2 separate regions of the Mus musculus genome follow, and region 1 is linked to region 2. Evidence: chromatin contacts called from ENCODE Hi-C or POLR2A ChIA-PET data. All regions are on one chromosome and are shown on one strand. The core of a region is the stretch at or near the end of the contact, and the rest is flanking DNA. Distances in the headings are between cores, read along the strand shown.

The links. Hi-C counts contacts between places; a loop is a spot of excess contacts on that map. ChIA-PET counts read pairs that join two places held with the same protein, here RNA polymerase II (POLR2A).
Region 1: POLR2A ChIA-PET joins it to region 2 with 22 read pairs in embryonic stem cell. The contact joins the promoter of Lrpap1 here to the promoter of Dok7 in region 2. A Hi-C loop is called at or near these places in 1 of 37 maps with a recorded cell type or tissue (Patski). POLR2A ChIA-PET finds 5 or more read pairs at or near these places in 4 of 5 experiments (Patski and embryonic stem cell).

The regions. Positions count from the first base shown.
Region 1 is chr5:35,100,681-35,107,303 of GRCm38, forward strand. It overlaps Lrpap1 (low density lipoprotein receptor-related protein associated protein 1), which reads right to left and starts at 5,019. Exons shown (of 8, transcript NM_013587.3): 1 at 4,799-5,019; 2 at 1,715-1,859. The coding sequence starts at 5,011.
Region 2 is chr5:35,052,980-35,059,252 of GRCm38, forward strand. It overlaps Dok7 (docking protein 7), which reads left to right and starts at 3,787. Exons shown (of 10, transcript NM_001348478.1): 1 at 3,787-4,009; 2 at 4,113-4,158. The coding sequence starts at 3,956.

The DNA.
Region 1 (6,623 bases), core at 3,769-6,268, 49 kb after region 2:
GGGTGGGTCAGGGTAGGAGGAGAACTAAGTGGGGAACTCGAGCTCCATTAGACTTGGGCCCATAGGCAAATTGCTCAAGACTTCAGAGTTGAGACTGAGCAAGCTCCGAAGTGCTTGCTCTCTATGAAATGGAGTCCCAGGGAGCTGAGCAACTCAGGAAGTTCCCTGCAGTGTCCAGGCCCAGCCTGGGGAATGAGGCAGCCCTGGGAATGGCAGTGGGCATGTCCCTGAACAGCTTCCCCACAGGACTGAGGCCATGTGAGGTTTTGCACTGGACCGGAGGGTCTAGATGATGCAGTTCCCATGAGACTAGCCCTTAAGGATCTGGCCTGGCCCAGGTAGAGCTGGTTATAGTTAAGGGGCCCAACCCTTCATATGATTACCAGCAGCATCTGTTTCTTAGACAGAAACAGATAGACTCTGCATTTTGGTCCCCCAGATGAGGGGCCAGTATTGACAATAACTTGAGCAGTGAAGGGAGGGTCCAAATGGACCACACCCAGAAGGTGTCCTGCACCCATCTCCAACAGCAAGAGCTCCACCAAGGGCTTAGAAGGGTCAACTTCATGTGTCAGCTCCTAATCCTGTCAGGTCTGCTGCTCTATGAGCCAGACCCTGTCAAGCTGGAAGAAGCTAACCCCACCCAGGACACTGGCTAGCCAGACGACGGTGGTCACCAGCTCTCTTCCTGGCCTTCTGCGTTCCTCTATTTCTGAGCCCAACTCTATCTCTGCAGAGCTGGCTGCTCACTTCCTTCTGGCAGCTCCCAGCCTCCTCTCCTAGGAAGCCAACTCCACACTCACCATCAAGCCTGAGGAAGGGACTCTATACAGAGCAACTCCTGCCATAGCAGAGACCTTAGCACTGAGGGTTAGTTCTGAGGAAGCTGCTTGTATGAACCATGGTTACAATTCAGTTGCTTATAACAGCCAACATTAACTCCCATCACCCATCCTGCATACCAGTAGTACCTTACAGAGGGCACTACCCTCAGTTTGGGACTACTATGAGAGGCAGGGCATGCCTAGGTCACGTGGAAAGCAGTGTGTTAGCACAAGGAGTGGGGGTATGGCAGTGATGGGGGTCAAATGTGCCTCTGGTTAGCCAGTGAGTGGCAGAGCAGGGATAGAACCTCACGCCCAGGGTATGCAGAAGAGTTGGTGGCCAGTCTATGGGCTAGGTCCCGAATGTCACAGGGTGGCACATAATGAACCCAACTCTTCCTATCAATGCCTGACTGTGGGCTGAGGGTGTGAGGAAGATGGGAGGAGAATCCAAGTGGAGCACACACCCATCCTCTAGACCTAAGGATCCATGTGTGCACTAAGTATGCACAATGCATACGCCATGTGAAACTCTGCCCAATCTTCCATGTCCGCACAAGGAAATCAAGGAAATGCTCACAACCCACCTTGCCAGCACAGTCTGAGATCAGGCCCACTTCCTCATCTGGGTGACAGCATCCTTTGCATCCGTCCTAGCCAAACAGCTCCAGAGCCTTTGGTTGCCTGGGTATCAATGTACCAAGGCCCTAGCCCTGACTCTCTCCCAACATTCATAAAACAGCACAGGAGCTTTTGAGCAAACCCAGGGCATGTGTCCTCAGGTGAGTCACCTCATAGGCTGCACTTGCTGTCACAATGTCCCCCTACTCCAGTCCCTCAACTTGGCCTGGGGGCTGGTGGCTGCCCCCGCTGTGAGAATAGGAAGGTACCGTTGAGGTTGTGGATCAGTTTTGCTTCTTTCTCCCCATCCTTATCCAAGCCTTCCACCTTCAGCTTTTTCCAGTTGAGTTCATCCCTCTCTTGTATCTTCAGGTCAGAATGCAGCTCGGCCAGCCTCACAGGAGACAGATGAAGCTGCCCAAGAAGAAAGGAGGGACATGCGATAAGCCGATGTGCGATGTACCACAGGCAACAAGGCTGACCTGGGGGAGGGGGAACTGAGAGTTCAGAGTGGACAGGGCTGGAAGTCACTGACAAGACACACAGGGACTTCAAAGACTGATGACGCCTATGTCAGGAGCCCAGCTAGAGACACAGCTGAGTCTGTGTCTGGAAATCCCAGGTCCAGGAGGAAGCCAAGGGCTGTCAGAAGGCTCCTGCAGCAGGGCACCACACCTTTCCCACGCTGACACCTGGAGCTACGGACCAGGTAAAGCATACATATCCATTGAAGGGCTGGACTTGGTGAGGAAATGAGTTATTTTTACAAGAAGTAGGAGAAGAAAAAAGAATCACCACATAATAGAAGATTAAATTTATATAAAAAAAAAAACCTTGCCAATATAATCTTACATTTTTTTTTGAGGTACCAGGACCAGATTCAGGGCCTTGTACAAAGTAGGCATGCTACCACAGAGAGATTCTTTCTCAGAATCAGTTAGGACTCTGCTCCCAGGGGACCTGAGAGGTCAGCTCCTGTAATCTGAATACATTTTGTTTAAGAGGATGAGACTGGGTCTCTGAGAGGATGTGGTAACCTGCAGAGGTTTCCCTACCCCAACTCCAAGGAGAGTCCTTTGCTCCCCACACTGCCCAGGAGTCTTCATCTTGCAACACACTGGGCACGTCAGATCGCTGAGTCAGGACAGACATGTCCCAAATCCCGTCACAGCTCATCATCCTAAGTATGTCTACGAAACAGGAACCGGGTAACGCCAGAGTCAGGGCACGAAGGGCTAGACTGCCATGAAGCAATCCCCCTCCTCCCACAAGTCTCAAATTGCCCAATCTCACAAGATAGAGGTGGGCTCCATGCCTTTGCAGAGCTCTCCCATACCCGGCTCCACTCCCTTGGGTATCAAGACAGACCTCAGCTCTTCTAAAGGTGGACTGGGAATGGGGCGAGGCAAAGAGCTCTGCCACACTTTCTCTTCCACCTCATACATGATAAACTGCAAGGATAAAACTTCTCCTGGATAGTGAAGATCACTGAGAATCCCCACAAGGCTACAACCCAGGAGAAGCCTAGGGGAGCACTTCAACTACTTAAAACAGTAGGGATGGGAGCTGATTGCACTATCGGCCTCACCCCGAAGGGCAGAAGGCCCAACCCAAATGTTTACATGAAAGATAAGAACCTGGTGCTCTCCCCCTGAGCTCAGGTGACCTAGCAGGTAGGACCCAGCTGGAAGCCTCCCTGTCTAGAAAGAAAAGCAGCAAAACTCAACCTATGTCCTCAAGGCCTAGGCTCCTTGGAAGTAGAGGGAGTAGACACAGGACATCCTGTAAGGGAAGCCACTGGAAGAACGAATGTCCCCCTCCGTTCAACAGAAAAAGTGAACGCAAATCCCCTGCAGAACTTTAGGGCTGGAGGGCTGGAATGACGTGCAGCCCAAGGCTTAGACAGGATGACGAGAGCAGCCGTCCGCACAGTGACATCAGACTGTGGACAACCAGCAGAAATATAATCTGATGCTGCCACTGATCAGTGGCCATGGTGGAGGTCCAGGAGACCACCAAGGCACAGAGTGAGGATGAAAGTCACCTGGATGTGCATGTGGAGGACTGGGGGCCACCTTCTGAGTGAAAGAGACCCCAGGATCTACGGACAGCAGACCACATTTCCCCAACAGTCTTCGACGGTACCTGCTAATGTCTTCGTGGCCCCATCCTCATCTTACTGGGTAATCCCAGGTGAAGCACACTCATCCCGTGGGCACACCCCTGGAGATGGCGGTCAGGGACAGCCAGCCTTTTACCCTAGATGGTTCCCACTGCTCCCATGCTCTTCACACAGCCACTCCCAGCTCTGCTCCCGGACCCTTCCCCCAGAAAGCTGAACTGCTTTTCCAGGCCACAGGGCTGTCCTAAACCTTTGCAGGCTGGACACTTGTCCCCCTCTTGCAGCAGTCTCTCAAAGACACTGGCTGGCCACTAAGCTGTCTGTGAGGCACCACTCCCCTTCCCCAGAAGCCAACCTCCCAACTACCTCTCCATCCAAAGTCTCCAGGGCCAAAGTTCTACACGGTTTTATTTTAAAAAATCACTTAGTTTGCAAATTATTTACTCTCCCCTCAAACTCAGGAATGTTTAAGCTGGAGGGCTAAAGGGCAACCCTCTGCAAGCTCTAGAGGAAGATAGTGTGGCTCTGAAAGAATACTTAAACAAAAGCCCAAGTCCTAGCCTAGGACTGTAATCTGGGAGGGGACCCAAGTTCCAGGCCAGCCCTCAGGCTCTGGATATCTCCATTTCAAAAGGAAGAGAGATTAGCATAGCTACTAAATCTAACTTCAGCATTCCCCAGACAGGGTGTAGTGTTTACCTATACTAAGGAATTCCAATCCCCTAAGGAACTGCTTTACCCAAATTAACCAGCTCCATTAGCAACTGGGGCTTCTGCAATCTCCATACAGTCTTATCTCAGGGCACCGTTTTTTTTTTTCTTTCATTGGAGTAAATACAGATAAAGAAAAGACTTCCAAGTCTGGCCCCATGTAGAAAGTGCCCCCCCTCCCCTCTACCTCCATCTGAATTGGCTCTTTGGAAAATTAGCTTTTTGGGCAGAGGTGTCCACAGCTAGGAAGGGTGGGTGTCACTCATTCTTTAGGGTCCCTAATTGCACTAAAGGCAACCACAGGCCCTTGACACCAGCACCAAGTTCCTTTAGGGCCTATGGGTCTCTTATTACAAGTGAGGTCAAGATGGCCCACCTGACATTTAAAGGGGGGCTGTACAAAGGGTAGGCCGTTCCCCGTCCCAGAGGTTATGTTGGCCTCTCAATCAGGGCCCTGCTCTCCTTCGCTCACACGCAGCACCTCGCCCCCATCCCCGCGCGTCTCCCTGGCCCCGCTCACCCGCTTGGCCTTCTCCCATAGCTGGTTCAGCTTCTCCATGCGGAACTCCTCCCCGGACTCGCGCTTGGCGGCCATCTCCGGCTCGTTCTTCTCTCGCGAGTACTTGCCGCCATGGCCTGCTATGGGCTGGGGCACAAGCATCAGCGGCAGCAACAACAGCACTAGCAGTTGGAGCCGGGGCAGCGTAGAGACCCTCTCTCTTCGAGGCGCCATCTTCCTCTGAAGCGCTAGCAGACTGACAGGACTGGGTCTTGTAGGACCGCCCATCTGTAGCCCCGCCCATCAACCGGTCTCCGCGAGGCCCCGCCTCCCTTCTCAATCCGATCCCGCCCACCCCAGGCCCCGCCCATATGACTGCCCACTTTTCGGTCTCTGGCTCCGCCCTGCCCAACACCAGCAAAGAGCAATTATCCCAAGGTATTTTCACGCTGGGGCTGCAAAATTCAGAGCTCACTAGCGGGGCTGTAAGGAGAAGCAGCTGGGAAAGCGCACTTATGCACCGCCCCACTCCTCGTAATCACACAAGAAGTGCGGCGGAAGATGATTTTGCCATTAAACCCGGGAGCAGCTATCTCAGCTCCGTCTTTGGGACACATCCCAGACACTTCCCCTCCGGGGTTTCTGTTTGGAAGGCTTTGTGCACTTGCCTAGTCTCTGCACCTGCAGCCCTGGAGAAAATCCAATGGACATAGTGAGGCCCAGCAAGCCTGTTGGGGACATGGCCTGGCCTGGTGACAACCTGGTGCTCGAGGAACCCAGGAGTCTGGTACAGGCACCAGCAGTTTGGGCCCAGGAGGGACAGGCAGAAGAGTCGTCTGGTAAGGATGACCAGTGTCTTAGTCAGGGTTTCTATTCCTGCACAAACATCATGATCAAGAAGCAAGTTAGGGAGGAAAGGGTTTATTCGGCTTACACTTCCATGCTGCTGTTCATCACCAAGGAAGTCAGGACTGGAACTCAAGCAGGTCAGGAAGCAGGAGCCGAGCAGAGGCCATGGAGGGATGTTCCTTACTGGCTTGCTTCCCCTGGCTTGCTCAGCCTGCTCTCTTATAGAACCAAGACTGCCAGCCCAGAGATGGTACCAATCACAAGGGGACCTCCCCACTTGATCACTAATTGAGAAAATGCCTTACAGTTGGATCTTGTGGAGGCATTTCCCCAACTGAAGCTCCTTTCTCTGTGATAACTCCAGCTGTGTCAAGTTGACACAAAACTAACCAGTACAACCAGAAAGGGTCTCCAATAGGGAGATACATGGAGGACAAGGGTAGGGGATATTTGGGGGGAGTGGTGCTTTTTTCTTTTTTTAATAGTTTTAAGCTGTATTTTGTGTTTCCACAAAAAGGGTTCAGTATATCTGGAACCCTGGTGGTTTGCAGACGTTAGCACCTGTTTTCTGAGATCTATTTTTGGTTTGGTTTGGTTAGCTCTGGTTATCCTGGCATTCACTATATAGACCAAACTAGCCTCAAACTCAGAGATTTGTATGCCTCTGCCTCCCAGATACTGGGATTAAAGGTGTGCACCACTTTGCCCGGCCTAAAATGTCTCCTTTTCAGATAGGAGAGAGGGTTTTGTTTTTGTTTGGGGGTTTTTGTTGTTATTTTGGCTTTGTCTGGTTGTTTAGATCAAACAGGATCTTACTCAGTAGCTCTGGAACTCAACTATGTAGATCAGGCTCACCTTGAACTCTCAAAGAGATCTATCTACCTGATGCTATCTTCCAATTGTCTGAGATCTTTTTTGTTGTTGTTGTTTGTTTTTGTTGTTGTTGTTTTGAGACAGTGTTTCTCTGTGTAGCCCTGGCTGTCCTGGAACTCACTCT
Region 2 (6,273 bases), core at 2,537-5,036:
TAATCAAAGTAAGCCAGGTTTAGAAGGTGAAGACGTTCATCTCTTGGTGTGAGGGTATGCATGACCACATTTTAAGGGGGGCAGGTGTAGGGAAGGAATTTTTTGCAGGTATCTTAGGTCATTTTGTGTTGCTATAACTGAACACCTGAGACTGGATAATTTATGAAGAAGTTCATTTGGCTCGTAGCCCTGGGGATTGGAGTTTCAAGAGCGTGGCTCTGGCTTCTGCTGGGTGTCTGCTGAGGCCTTGTGCTGTAGTATAATGTGGTGTAGGATGTTACAGCTTGAGATAGAGCTCTTCCCCTTCTTGCAAAGCCATTAATTCCATCAAGGGGTCCCACTCCTGTGATGACACTAACCCCTACACCCAAGCCTCACCTCCAAATACTATTAACTTAGGAATTTGAATGTTACGTCTCCAAAGGGTGATCATAGGGGGCGCATTCAAACCCCAGCACAGCCACTTTCTTCCTCTGTTGCCTGTGGCATTGGTTGCTGTTTTTGTCACTCCAGGGCAGTCATTAGCCATCTGAACTAATTAGCCTATAGAGAGAGGTTCTCGGGTTCATGGCTTCAGGGCTTTTAACCGTGATTGTCCTCATTTGCCTCAAGCCTGCAGCAGACCTATGCAGCAGACCTTTGCAGCAGACCTATGCAGCAAAGCAATGCTCTCAGTTGAAGGCTAAGGCACAAAAGAGACAGAGGAAGAACCCGGTTTTCCCTGTCACACCCTGAAGACCCTTCTCAGGCCCCACCCTCTTAAAGGTCCCACTATTTCCAATAGCAATAGGAGCTGGGACCAAGCTTTGGCATGTGGGGTTTGGGAGCCACTCCAGGTCTAAAAGATAGCAGTTGCCTGGACAGAACAGCCCAGAAAAGACTAGGCAATGAAACAGGCAGCCCTTCTGTTACTGCCATGTTTGGTTTCTTTGCAGCACACGAAATAAACCTATTTCCTTAAAATAAAAATTATTATTTGGCAATTTAAGAGGCTGGAGGTTCATCCTCAAGGGGCCGTCAAATTCAGCCCCCAGGTCCTCCCCGTATGAAGACAGCTGCCTTTTTGATGGACCCTTCTATGCCTTTTTCTGTGTGCAGAAGAGAGAGCACTCTTCGGGATCTCTTTGTCATTTTATAAGGACACCTGTCCTAACAGATTAGGGCCCTTGTGTATGACCTCATTTACCGTAAATACTCTCTTAGAGGCTCCACGTCTTCATGGTCACATGGGGGTGAGAACATCAGCGAATGCCCGGGGAGCTGGGGGTGGGGGTATCTAGTCCATAATACCCTTCCTCTCATCATGTGACTAGTGACAAATGTTTGCATGATAGTTTAGTTTGTGTAATGGCTGGACTCAGAAGTGGTAGTCAGCTCTACCCACTCGGCACTTCCTGGAGTCCTCTGTACAGTTTCCCTCAGTGGAAGGGATAATGGGGTTGTGAGTCTTGGTGCCTGCCACAGCCCGCTGGAGTGTGTCTGTCCGGCATTCCCAGTTACCTAGAGATGCCAAGGCAGGCAGACAGGCCCCCTAGTTCCACTCTCCCCTGTGTATGTAAAGGGATCATTTGAGAGCCTCTTGCATATACAATCATCCCTGACAGAGGTGACAAAGCCAGGCAACAGCAGGAAATGGAGGCCACGTGATGGTGTGCATGCTCTTGTCTGGTAGGTGGCAAGTACAGCATCTCACAGAGGTCTGTGACTGCAGAGCCACCGATGGGACAACATCCTGAGATCATGGGTGCGGTGGCGGTGGTCTGACTGGCCACAGTGTGTAGCAACAGTACTGTGGTGGTGAGCTCAGACAGTGGTACAGCTGTGACCACAACTGGAAGCTCCCTGTGGTGTCCAGTGTCCAGTGGTGCCAGGCAGAGGGGTGTTGGGGCTAAGTGTCATCCTGCCTCACATGTGACTGGGCCTTCCTGCCATCTCACTCCTTCCAGCTGTCACCTTGATTCTTCAAGAGGCTTAACATCCTTCTGGTCAGCTGCTTTGGTGGTCAGAGAGAGTTTCATCATGTAGAGCCCCAGCAACTCTGGTTGTAACATCTGGGGAAACTGAGGCACAAAGAGGGCCAAGGTCATAAGAATTCTTTCTACAAGGCCAGACCGAGTCCTCCATTGGCCGATTTTTGGCAGACTTGGACCACAGGGCTGTCCTCTAGGTCATGTGGAGTGGGAGAATAAAAGCTGTCTATCCCCATGGCGCCCGCATTTCCGGGGCCAGTGCGGGAGCAGGTGCAGCTGCCAGGCGTGGCTAGAGTTTGGGCCAAGGCCAGCGCTTGGAATGCAGCAGGACGTGGCCCCTCCCTGAAGGGAAGAGCAAGTGCCAGCCGCCTGGGCTGGAGGATATGCTCATGGCCACAACCCCCAAATGACTCCACACCGGCTGTCCTGAGTCGGTTCCCCAGGGGCCTTCAGTGTGTGGGTAGTATGAATGGGGCTCTGTGGCCAGCAACAGTTTAGTGGAAGGCACTGGTGTGCCACATAGGTTATACAGGATAGAGGAACATATAGAGTGCCTTCCTAGACCTGGTGCCCTCTCCCCATCAAGATAACCAGGAAAACATTAAAAGCAGCCCTGTGACCCACTGAAGGTTTGCCCTCCAGATTCTCTAGAGGGGCTGTGGCAAGGACTCTCGGGTTGAGTACTGCTCTGGGGTCAGTACTTGTGGGTCCATCCTGGCCATGAGTCCTGACACCACTCTGACCCTCAGTTTCTCTATAAGGGGTAGACAGGAAGCAGTCTAAAGAGTCTGGGCAGGATATAGTGAAGACGCACGCACTGCGCGAACAGTTTGACACGTAGCCCTTTTCTACCCGGGTCAGAGCTCCTTGGGGTCGGGGATCAGGATGGGCAAATTCATCAAGCTTCATTGTGTGTCTGAGTTTATTTTGCTAGATGCAGTTAGTTGGCAATTGTGGGTGTTCTCTGTTCCCTGGGGTGCTAAGTCATGTATCTGGGGAGTCTATGACATAGGTCTAACAAATGCTTAAGTTCCACAGTAAGCTGGGGTGGTGGTATAAAACTTAGCACCGGCCTTAAGCAACCTTAACCTGGGCAACAGGCTGGGGTAGAGAAATTCAGAGGCTCTGAGGGCATTTGGCTGGACAGGGGGATACTAGGTGAGGCTGTTCCCAGGCAGCATGGATCCCTAGGCTCTTCATGCTGTAAGGCTGGTGCAAGCTGGCCTTCAGAAGTAGGAGAGACCAGCCAGGGAGACCTGGGGCAATGAGGTGACATAGTGGGCTCTGGTCCTGGCAGCCACTGAGGTCTGCTCTGCCAGATACTCAAGTTGAATGGGAGGGACAGTGACCTGAAGAGTACATATGCCCACTTTCTCATCTGCCTGGAGGGCGGCCACCTCTGGCGATGGGGAAGGCCTAGGGACTGGATAATGTATTGGACCTGGGCTGTTGGTCTGTTGTCAGGGGTGCCTCGTGGCCCCATGAGATGGAGGAAGGGCAGGTGCAAAGGATGAAGCCATTGAAGCCAAACCAAAACTGGGACTGGGCAGGCACAAGGCCACAAAGCCTTCTGTGGGGTTGTCTTGGGACAGTTTTCTTCCCTTTGGGAAACTGCCCCTGTCCCAGTTTCTCCTCCCAGGCTGAGTTTCGTTCTCCAGAGGCTGCTTCAGATGGTCTTAAGCAGTGGTCCTGAGACCTGGCAGGAGCAGCGTGGGCTGGCAGCCAGCAGAGTGCAGAGGCTGTCCAAGGCCACTGCCACCTACTGGCTTGCACTTTACTAGGGTCTTAAAGACTGAGGCCCGGGGTGCCCCGCCCAGTCTCCCCCACATCCAGGTCCCCGTGTCGCTGCGCCCCGCCCGCCGCGCCGGGCCCGCCCTCCTGGCGCAGCCCAAGGCCCTCCCGGAGCTATTTTGAAAGTGACCCTGGGCTCAGGCGCCCAGGACGCGTGGAGAGGGCGCAGCGGGCGGCGGGAACCATGACAGAAGATGACCGAGGCAGCGCTGGTGGAGGGCCAGGTCAAGCTGCGGGACGGCAAGAAGGTTGGGGCGCCGCGGGGGCGCGGGGCGGGGGCGCGCTTGGGTGGGGGCGGGGGCGCGGAGCGGGCGCGCGCGGGCGGCTTCTCACGCTGTCCTGTCTCCGCAGTGGAAGAGTAGGTGGCTGGTGCTGCGCAAGCCATCGCCGGTGGCAGGTGAGCGGCGGGGCCGCGGGCGGGACGGCGGGTGGCGGGTCTCAGCGAGCCATCCGGACCCTGCCGGCCCTACAACCGGTGGCTGAGGTGCCAGCTCTCCCGAAATAGCCGCGGGGGAGCCGCTGAAACCCAGCCCCACGGCGGTAACCGGAGAGTCGAAGCCGCTCGGGCGCCCGGACCCTGGGACCTGGCCACCCGCAACACAGACCTAACCGGTCCCCGAGTGTGGTGTTGTGGGGGTCCCAGTTCCTGTGTGGGCCAACACCTTTCCTGGACCAGCAGAAGCCCAGAGGGGCTGCAGCCTACCCATGGAGGAGCAGGCAGAATGTGCCTCGGTGATATAGGTGTCCTGGTGAAAATGTATCAGGAATTCCTAAGCCGCATCCCAAGCAGTGCCACCTCCTCCCAATCCCATACCCTCAGGTAGAGAAAAGATGGTCTGCCAGGTAGGAAGAGTCCTGTTTCTGTGTCCCAGGACCTTTACTTTGTTTGGGGGAGACACACTTCTGAGAAAAGAAAGTGGTACCAGGGTCTGCTCCCCTCAGTATGAGGAGAGCCAGGAAGGAGCCAGGGCAGCTCTGCAGCTCCAGCCTGGGACTGCAGCTGTTTCGGGAGACAGGTGCCTTGGAGTTGGCCCAGGATCCAGGGGTCTGTAGGGGAAGTTGGGTGGGGGCGCGTGTGTGGCTGCCTCACACATGTGCAGGCAGCCAGAGTGACTTCCAGGATGCTGGTGCCTGTCAGCTCCCTGGAGGGGTGGCACAATTCACTAGCTGCTTTTGTGAACAGTCTCCTTTTGTCTGGCTCCTGGTTCCACGGTGTCTTCACTCAGTCCTTCAAGCCCAGACCTTCTGTGGCAAAGCCTGGAGGGCTTCGGGGGGGGGGGGGGGCACGGTTCTTGTCTTTGGCATTCCAGGATATCCGGGGAGAGGGTGATTGGAGACTGGGGAGGGGAAGGGACCCTGGACACTGCCAGGCTTGGGGGCTGGATGGAGCAGTAGAGAAGTAAAGTCCACAGAGAATTTAAGTGGCTTTGATCAGCTGTGGTCCGTGTGTACCAGTCTGGCTGGTGAGGGATCCTGGGGAAGACTATGGAGTTAGGTCTGTCCCAGAGAGCATCCTGAAGTATGCTCACCGACTCTGTGGGAATCTAAGAGCCTCATGTATTCTAGGCAGTGAGTAGGCCAGAGGTCCCCAGGGGTGGGACTGGCAAAGGAACCTGGATTACAAGCTGTCCCCAGATGGGACTCTGAGGTTGAGCTGGGATGTGTCAGAGGTAGGAAGTGACTGAGTCAAAAGTGGAGGGTGTGGCCTGTCTCTCTAGCCTGTCCCTCCTGAGCCTACTTGCTGTCCCAAGACCTCTTCCTGAGCTACACAGCCCATAGCCTCCACCTCCCACTGTGGCTTTCTCCTCCCACCTGCCCATCTTATCCCACTGGAGACTGGATCTTCCCTACCCCACCCTCTCCCTCCCTCTAGACGGAGGCTGACACCTGTGTCCTTGAGGACCTGAGGTCTGGACTCTGTTGATCTGGTATGGGAGGGAGAGAACAGCTCTGTTTTCTTGTCCTGAGAAACCAATGGGTCCTTGGCTTTAAAATTGTGACTTCCTTTGTGGAGGCTCATGGGAGGTAGTTGAGAGGGACCAGGAACACAGAGTTCTTTGTCAGCTCTCTCTCTCTCTCTCTCTCTCTCTCTCTCTCTCTCTCTCTCTCTCTCCCTCCCTCCAACACAGCTGCTGGGCCATCGTGCTCCAAAGGGCCCACTGATGGGAAGTTCTTCCTACCAGGCTTGTCTCAGTGTGGGATCTCAGAGTGGGACTGTGTGCCTGGTGAGGGATGGACGTCTGGGTCATCTCTCTGGGCAGACCTTCAGGAGAGGTCCTGGGCAGTGGCTCACTGAGATCAGAGCTTTGGTTCTTAGCCTGTCTTCTTTGTGGTGTGGTCTCTTGGTGGAGAGCAGGAGACAGCCCGTGGACCATCCTCAGCAGTGGTTCCAGCAGCCGGACAGTATTCTCAGAGAATGCTAATCTGTTGCTTCCCATGTGGGCTGTTTCAGGGGCTTCATCTAGCTTGGGAAATCCACTAGGAGGGAACCACATTCTGAACCTGGCAGAGA